2 separate regions of the Homo sapiens genome follow, and region 2 is linked to region 1. Evidence: read pairs that join two places in POLR2A ChIA-PET (ENCODE). Cell type or tissue: PC-9. All regions are shown on one strand. Links, peaks and the distances in the headings refer to the core of each region. The heading gives the core; the rest is flanking DNA.

The links. Peaks named below come from ENCODE experiments on the same cell type or tissue, not always from the same donor. Only the 100,000 strongest peaks of a DNase experiment are listed, where the experiment ranks them.
Region 2: POLR2A ChIA-PET joins it to region 1 with 5 read pairs; 1 of 35 experiments calls an interaction of 5 or more read pairs at or near these places.

What each region holds. Positions count from the first base shown.
Region 1 is chr11:48,053,356-48,057,747 of GRCh38, reverse strand. The region is part of intron 1 of PTPRJ (protein tyrosine phosphatase receptor type J); the gene reads right to left. Among named protein-coding and RNA genes, the nearest start is that of MIR3161, 41 kb to the left of the region's middle. RefSeq lists an enhancer at 922-1,423. In PC-9, for the core only: no CTCF peak of the experiment used is centred there; DNase peaks (open chromatin) are centred at 1,767, 2,277 and 2,567; H3K4me3 peaks cover 2,490 bases; H3K27ac peaks cover 3,965 bases.
Region 2 is chr11:47,660,743-47,665,134 of GRCh38, reverse strand. It overlaps AGBL2 (AGBL carboxypeptidase 2), which reads left to right. Exons shown (of 19, transcript NM_024783.4): 18 at 2,023-2,109. Among named protein-coding and RNA genes, the nearest start is that of MTCH2, 20 kb to the right of the region's middle. In PC-9, for the core only: no CTCF peak of the experiment used is centred there; a DNase peak (open chromatin) is centred at 1,714; H3K27ac peaks cover 1,691 bases.

The DNA of each region.
Region 1 (4,392 bases), core at 188-4,187:
TATGCTTCTTCCCTACGTCTGGCTTCCAAAAGGAAAGTTTTTTTTCCCTCAAAACTCCAGGCTCCCATCTGCCCCTCCACACAGTTCTCCCCCAGGGCTCAGGAGTGATTTCTCTCACTCAGGTGGTCTGTTCTTCCACCTAGAAGTATTATGGGGGCTACCGCTGCCACCACCTCCACCACCTGCCTCGACCCACGTGAGAAGGCCTCTGGGTACCCAAGGCTGCCCGTGACTGGCCTGGTACATCCACCTAATCTCAGCTTCATATCAGAAAGCTAATGCTGCCCCACAACTAAGCTGCATTCTCCAAGACTGTATCAGGAGTAAAGGTGATATTCTCATCTCCACCTTCTTTACACTGTGCCTCTCTTAAGTGGTTCCGAAATCTGAAAAACAGGTGTGCTGTTTAAACTCCAATCATAAGCACCTCAGGACATTTAAAAGAACAACTAACGTTTACCCAGAGCTTTTATTAGCCCACTGGAACTTCCTAATAACCTAACACAGTCAGTTAATTAGCAAATGATGCCTAAGCACCTATTATTAAGCACTCACAGCCGCGCACCACACCAGGCAATGGGGGGCGGTCTGTATCATTAGCACCATTTTACAGTTGGGAAGGCAATCAGAGTCAGTCACTCTGCGGTAGGCCACACCACCAGGACACGGCATGCAAGCGTGCCACCCAGGTCTTCTGACTCTAAAGTCCCTGCTCTTTTCATATTTATGAGCTGGGTTACCTTGGGCAAGTTACTTAACCTCTCTGTGCCTGAGTTTTGTTTTGTTTTGTTTTGAGACAGAGTTTCGCTCTTGTCGCCCAGAATGGAGTGCTATAGCACAATCTCGGCTCACTGCAACCTCCTCCTCCCGGAGTCAAGCGATTCTCCTGCCTCTGTCTCCTGAGTAGCTGGGATTATAGGCATGCACCACTACACCCAGCTAATTCTTTTGTATTTTAGTAGAGACGGGGTTTCACCATTTTGGCCAGGCTAGTCTCGAACTCCTGACCTCAGATGATCCGCCTACCTCGGCCTCCCAAAGTGCTGGGATTACGGGCATGAGCCACCACACCTGGCTGCCGAGTTTTAGCATCTGTAAAACAGAGATTAGAACAGCACCTACCTTATCGCTTTATTGTGAGGGTTAAATGAGCTAAGTGATGCAAAGTACTTGGAAGAATAGCTGAGGTAGTAAGCACTCAGTGAAACTGTCACCATCATCATTATTAGTGCCACGCCAAACTGCCGCTCTAATAGTTAAGATAATAGCTGCCATTACTAAACATTGTGACAAGAACTGTATACTAAATGCTTTACACGCAACAACTCACTGAAACCTTACAACAATCTGAGTTTTTGTACCTATTTTACACTCAGGAATCTGACGCTCAGAGAGTGAGGTCAAGTAAACTGGTGAGAGCTCACACAACTAAGAGGGATCAAAGTCAGGATCTGAACTAGGGTCTTATGGATTATCTGGCTGAAACGTATTTACTGCATCAAGTAAAGCAATTATGTGTGCGTCTAACTTCTATTCAGATGTTAAAAATGCATACAGAATCAAGGGCACCTCCTTGATAAACAAAGCTGCTTTTGAGGCACCTTCGCCCAAAAGTACAAAAGAGGAAAAAAGCTCCACAATGCGTGTTAACTTTATCCACAGTGTGTGATACTAATCATCCCAGACCACATCCTACACGCACCACAACCTGAAAACCCACTTCCTCCCCAGAACACACCCCAGGGAGCACAAAAGTCAACATTCAGCTCCGGCTTCTCTGAGAACACCTTGTATATTGACCTATGCATGCCAGCAAGTAACCGAGCTGGAAAAAACATTCTCCCAAAGCCTGGAAAGGGATCAGAGTGCTTTGGGTTGAAATGCATCGCGTTTTCAGCACTGCTTATTGCTCCCAGCACTCGCAGAGCTGAGCCAAGCAAGCTAGCAGCGTCCTGCTGGATCCTGAGGTCAGTGACCAGAACGAGAGACAGGCTAGCCCAGTGGCCTTTTCTGGACCCAACTTCAGGGATCTACCTTCCTCACCTGACCCTGAAGCCCCAGGGTGGAATGGGACCCTCGTGCCCCCAGGACTGCACAGGGATGTCTGTCAGTATGCCTTGGAAGCTAGCCTGCCTTAAAGTATGGAACCTAGAGACGCTTCTGAGAATGTGGAGTAGAGGGTGGCACTGCTCTTCACTTGTCAGTCATAAGACCAGCCCTCAAGGCCAGAACTTACCAGAAACATAGAGAGGATATGACTGTCACACTGGTGGAGGTGAGGAGGAAAGAGGCCAAGAATGAAAAGCAAAAGGTTGACTGGATGTTAACCTCAGAGATCTGGCGGGAGATTTGGGGCCTTTCAGACCCCAAGGATTACTGTTGCATCAAAAGTTCCCATGCTTGCAGGCATTCAGCCAGGCAAAAATGCAGCCTGCTGCCACCAAAAGAATCCATATTCCCTGAATGCATGGTGAGTCCTGGCCACTTTGGAGGGTCATCTTTTGAGGGCCTACCATGTGCCAGGCACCATGCTAGGGGCTTTATTTATTTTTTTTTTATTTAGAGATGGGATCTCACTGCATCACCCAAACTGGAGTGCAGTGGCGCAATCACAGCTCATTGCAGTCTCAACCTCCCTGGCTCAAGTAATCCTCTCACCTTAGCCACCCAAGTAGCTGGGATTACAAGCATGCACCACTATGCCTGGCTAATTTTTGCATGTTTTATAGAGACAGGGTTTCACCATGTTTGCCCAGGCTGGTCTTGAACTCCTAGACTCAAGCAATCTGCCTGCCTCAGGCTCCCAAAGTGCTGGGATTACAGGCGTGAGCCACCATGCCTGGCTGCCAGCGGCTTTATATACCCCCCTTCAGTTACTCCTTCCAAACACCCTGTGAGAATGGGGACTGGCCCTTTAAAAAAAAAAAAAAGAAAGAAAGGAAAAAAATGAGGAAATTAACACTCAGAGGAGTTAAATAACTTGTTCTCATATAAAACAGACTCCGTGGTAGGACAGAATTAAAACCTACTCTAACTTACAGCTCATGCTCAACTTTTTTTCATAAAAGGGAATCCCGGGGGCCACACTGTGAGAGGCCTGGCGTACATCAGGGACTACAAGTCCGTGGGCAAGACCACAGAGAGGGCAAACAAGCGGTGAAATGAAATGAGACAGGAATCAGAAGATGATGTGCTTCTAACTAGGTGGGCAAGTCACTTCACCTTTCCAAGTCTGTTTCCTCACCTGAGAGATGGAGCCAATCTAAGAAGATAACGCAGACAAACTACTTGGCACATAAGAGGAGCTAAGATGTCATTTCTCTCAATGTGACTTCTTACAAACATAGACAAGATGACCTCTCCTTCATAGAGTTTCTGTGAGAGCAGAGGGCCTGAAGGGCAGAAACTTCCTGGTAAACTCTAATTTGCTATATAAGAGGTTGCACAATGGGGCCCCCTGTCCAAGTCTAGCCCCAGACATGTTTTGTTTGGCCATATATATTTTGTGAACTAGGGCCGGGCGCCATGGCTCACGCCTGTAATCCCAGCACTTTGGGAGGCCAAGGCGGGCAAATCACCTGAGGTCAGGTGTTCAAGACCAGCCTGGCCAACATGGTGAAACCCCCATCTCAACTAAATATACAAAAATTAGCCAGGCGTGGTGGCAGGCACCTGTAATCCCAGCTACTCGGGAGGCTGAGCCAGGAGAACTACTTGAACCTAGAAGGCAGAGGCTGCAGTGAGCTGAGATCATGCCACTGCACTCCAGACTGGGCGACAAGAGTGAAACTTCGTCTCAAAAAAAAAAAAAAAAAAAGAACGAGGTGCCAGAATTTAAACAACAGAATATTTCTCATAAAAATATAATTTCCTGGCCAGGCACGGTGGCTCATGCCTGTAATCCCAGCCCTTTGGGAGGTCAAGGTGGGCGGATCATGAGGTCAGGAGTTCGACACCAGCCTGGCCAACATGGTGAAACCCTGCCTCTACTAAAAGTACAAAAATTATCCAGGCATGGTGGCACACACCTGTAATCCCAGCTGCTTGGGAGGCTGAGGCAGGAGAAGCGCTTGAACCTGGGAGGCAGAGGTTGCAATGAGCCAAGATCACACCACTGCACTCCAGCCTGGGCAACACAGCAAGACTGTCTCTCAAAAATATATATATATAGTTTTATATATATATAAATTATATATATAAAATATATAATATTATATTTGACCTCTCCTTCAGAGTTTCCGTGAAGTTATATATATATTTTATATATATTTTTTATATATTATATATAATATATAGTATATAATATATAATATATATTTTATACATATATATTTATATATATTATATATCATATATTTTTATATATATTTTATATATATTATATTTTTATAT
Region 2 (4,392 bases), core at 79-4,078, 390 kb after region 1:
CAGAGGTTGCAGTGAGCTGAGATTGCGCCCAGCTTGGGTGACAGAGCAAGACTCTGTCTTAGAAAAAAAAAAAAGAAGAAAAAAAATGAGCTGTGCATGGTGGCGCATGCTTATAGTCTTAGCTACTTGGGAGGCTGAGGTAGGAGGATTGCTTGAGCCCGAGAGGTCAAGGCTACAGTGAGCTGTGATCCTACCACTGCACCCCAGCCTGGGCGACAGAGCAAGACCTTGCTAAAAATTAAAAAAAAAAAAAAAAAAGGTGGGAGGTGGGTTTTGAGGTCAGGTACGGTAGCTCACACCTGTAATCCCAGCACTTTGGGAGGCAAAGGTGGGAGGATCACTTCAGGCCAGGAGGTCAAGACCAGCCTGAGCAACATAGCAAGATCCTATCTCTACAAAAAACTTTAAAACTTAGCTGGATGTGGGCTGGGCACAGTGGCTCATGCCTGCAATCCCAACACTTTGGGAGGCTGAGGCAGGCGGATCACGAGGTCAGGAGATTGAGACCATCCTAGCTAACACAGTGAAACCCCGTGTCTACTAAAAATACAAAAAATTAGCTGGGCGTGGTGGTGCATCGCTGTAGTCCCAGCTACTCGGGAGGCTGAGGCAGGACAATCACTTGAACCTGGGAGGCAGAGGTTGCAGTGAGCCGAGATCACGCCACTGCACTCCAGCCTGGGCAATAGAGCGAAACCCCGTCTTAAAAAAAAAAAAAAACTTAGCTGGATGTGGTAGCCTGCCCCTGTAGTCCTAGCTACTTGGGAGGCTGAGGTGGGAGAATCACTTGAGTCCAGGAGTTTAAGGTTACAGTGAGCTGTGATCCTGCCACTGCACTCCACCCTAGATGACATAGTGAGACTTTGTCCCAAAAAAATAAAAAAACAGTTTTGGTACAATAGTTAGTAGCTGATTCTTAGGGGATAGGGTGCAAAATGGGCCCTCCTCATGTGAAACACTACCCTATGGTTAACAGTGCTGCCCAGGCACGGTGACTCACGCCTGTAATCCCAGCACTTTGGGAGGCTGAAGTGGGTGGATCACCTGAGGTCAGGGGTTCAAGACCAGCCCAGCCAACATGGTGAAACCCTGTCTCCACTAAAAATATAAAAATTAGCCAGGCGTGGTGGCAGGCGCCTGTAATTCCAGCTACTGGGGAGTCTGAGGCAGGAGAATCGCTTGAACTCAAGAGGTGGAGGTTGCCGTGAGCCAAGATTGCGCCATTGCAACCAGCCTGGGCGACAAGAGTGATACTGTCTCAGAAAAAAAGAGTACTATAGGCTGGGCACGGTGGCTCATGCCTGTAATTCCAGCACTTTGGGAGGCCGAGGCGGGCGGATCACCTGAGGTCGGGAGTTCAAGACCAGCCTGACCAACATGGAAAAACCCTGTCTCTACTAAAAAGACAAAATTAGCAGGGCATGGTGGCGCATGCCTGTAATCCCAGCTACTTGGGAGGCTGAGGCAGGAGAATCGCTTGAACCCGGGAGGCAGAGGTTGCAGTGAGCCAAGATTGCGCCATTGCACTCCAGCCTGGGCAACAAGAGTGAAACTCCGTCTTAAAAAAAAAAAAAAAAGAATACTATAATGAGGCCTCACTGTGTAATACTGGGGAATCCCCACAGAGCACAGCTGGTGGCAAGAGCATACATACATTTTGAAGTCTGCCTTGAGTTCAAATTTCAGCCCCACTATTTAATATTCTGTGAGTCATCTGACCACCCTGGGGTTACTAAGTTTCTGCATCTGAAATACTGAGGTAATAATATCTACATCCTAAAGTTGTGTGAATTAGTGTGAAAGGGTAAAGCACCTGGCATATCGTAGGTACTCAGTAAATTAGTCACTTTTCCTCCTTTGAATTGTTTTTCCTTCTTTGAATTATGTTTTGCCTGTCCTTTTATGTGGGAATATCACAATGAATCAACATGTATGAATAAGAAACAAATGAATAATGTATATTCACTGTAATCACACTTGCTCAAGTGGAAAATTTAGTGAGGATATGTTCATTTATTTTAGACAAATTTAAATAGAAGAGACAAAGACACCCCCCTGGACCCATCAATGGCCACCCTGATTCTGCCTAAGAATAAAGGGAGAATGCAGGTACTTCACCTAATATACTGTATATACTTATATGCCAGTGATTAATTTTAATTAGTTCTCAAATGTATTATGTGATTTGGAGGGCGGTGATGCACAGTCCAGTTTTACCTTCTCGGATTCGTTCTGCGCAGGTGAACATCTAAGGCATTTTGCACCCTCAGGCTACAGTTACCACTGACCATTCAGTACCAAGTTTTGTGAATTGTTTGCTTTTTTAAAAGAGTAAGTTTTAGGCCGGGCACAGTGGCTCATGCCTGTAATCCCAGCACTTTGGGAGGCCAAGGCAGGCAGATGATTTGAGGTCAGGAGTTCAAGACCAGCCTGGCCAACATGGTGAAACCCCATCTCTATTAAAAAATACAAAAATTAGTTGGGCATGGTGGTGTGTGCCTGTAATCCCAGCTACTGGAGAGGCTGAGGCAGGAGAATCGCTTGAACCCGGGAGGCAGAGGTTGCAGTGAGCTGAGATCGTGCCATTGCACTCCAGCCTGGGTGACAGAGTGCGACTCCGTCTAAAAAAAAAAAAAAAAGTGAACGAGTAAGTTTGGTCAGGTGCAGTGGCTCACACCTGTAATCCAAGCACTTTAGGAGGCTGAGGCGAGTGGATCACCTGAGGTTAGGAGTTCCAGTTCAAGACCAGCCTGGCCAACATGGCCAAACCCTGTCTCAACTAAAAATATAAAAATTAGCTGGGTGTAGTGGTGCATGCTTATAACCCCAGCTACTCGGGAGGCTGAGGCAGGAGAATCACTTGAACCCAGGAGGCAGAGTTTGCAGTGAACCAAGATTGCACCACGGCACTCCAGCCTGGGTGACAGAGTGAGACTCTTTCTCAAAATAAATAAATAAATAAAATATAAAAACTTTAAAAAAAGAGTAAGTTTGAATGAATTCATATTTATCCCTATAATAACATTCATCATGCTCATTTGCACTCACATGTTTTTTCCTGAAAGGGAGGAAAAAAGAGGTGGTGAGGCCAGGCGCGGTGGCTTATGCCTGTAATCCCAGCACTTTGGGAGGCCGAGGTGGGCGGATAACCTGAGGTCAGGAGTTCGAGACCAGCCTGGCCAACATGGTGAAACCCTGTCTCTACTAAAAACCAAAAAATTAGCCAGGTGTGGTGGCACACGCCTGTAGTCCCAGCTACTTGGAAGGCTGAGGCAGGAGGATCACTTGAACCCGGAGGTGGAGGTTGCAGTGAGCAGAGATCGCACCACTGCAGCCTGGGCGACAGAGTGAGACTCTGTCTCCAAAAAAAAAAAAGGTGGCAAAACAGCTAGTAAGCTGTTGTTTCTAATAGCCCAGGGAATGTGTACAGGAGGGTGTTGTTCACATGAGTCTGGGTAAAACACAGGTTGAGAATCAGTGGATTATGTTAGGTGTACTAGATATAGAGTAGATGGTTCTCCCAATGGATGGAGTCCCTGCTGTCTTCCCAAGTCTGTTGCTTGGGAATTCTTGCACTGATGCTCTCATTTACCTATCAGTGTCTTCTAGTGTCTACTATGTGCAAGGCCCTTAAAAGACATGAAGACAAGATCCTCTAGGAGTGACAAGACTGATAGTCCAATCACCATATTATGACAGAAAATGAAGAGCGGCGAAAAGATAGGCTTAAATAAAGTCAAATTAAAGAGAGTTTCAGTCCTGACAGACTAATCAAGAATGAGCTTGTCCTCTTTCTTCACTTAGCATTCATTGCTGGAAGGCTATGAGTAGCAAAAACCATATCCCAGAACTGAAACATACTAATTAGGTTGTAACATATAACCATGAATTCAGTTAAATCCAGTGTAGTGGATGAATGTTATCCAAACCTTTATCTTTAGTTCATTTTCTTAAAAAAAAATTTTTTTTTTTGAGACAGGGTCTTGCTCTGTCGCCCAGGCTGGAGTGCAGTGGCATGATCTTGGCTCACTGCAACCTCTGCCTGCCAGGCTCAAGCGATTATCCCACCTCATATTTTCTTAAAATTTATAGTGTGATACTTGTGTAACAGAGATGTGGGTATTTAATTTCTATAACATGTCAGATAAACATAATTGAAAAAAATGAGGCAATCTGCCACCTTGACAGATTGTTTTTCTATTTTTTTGTGTAATGTTTCTAGACAGCTTATAAAATGCAGTCCTTCTGCTTTTGGGGGCAATTAAAATGTTGCCCATGTTGGCCGGCGTGGTGGCTCACGCCTGTAATCCCAGCACTTTGGGAGGCCAAGGCAGGAGGATCACTTGAGGTCAGGAGTTTGAGACCAGCCTGGGCAAAATGGCGAAACCCCAT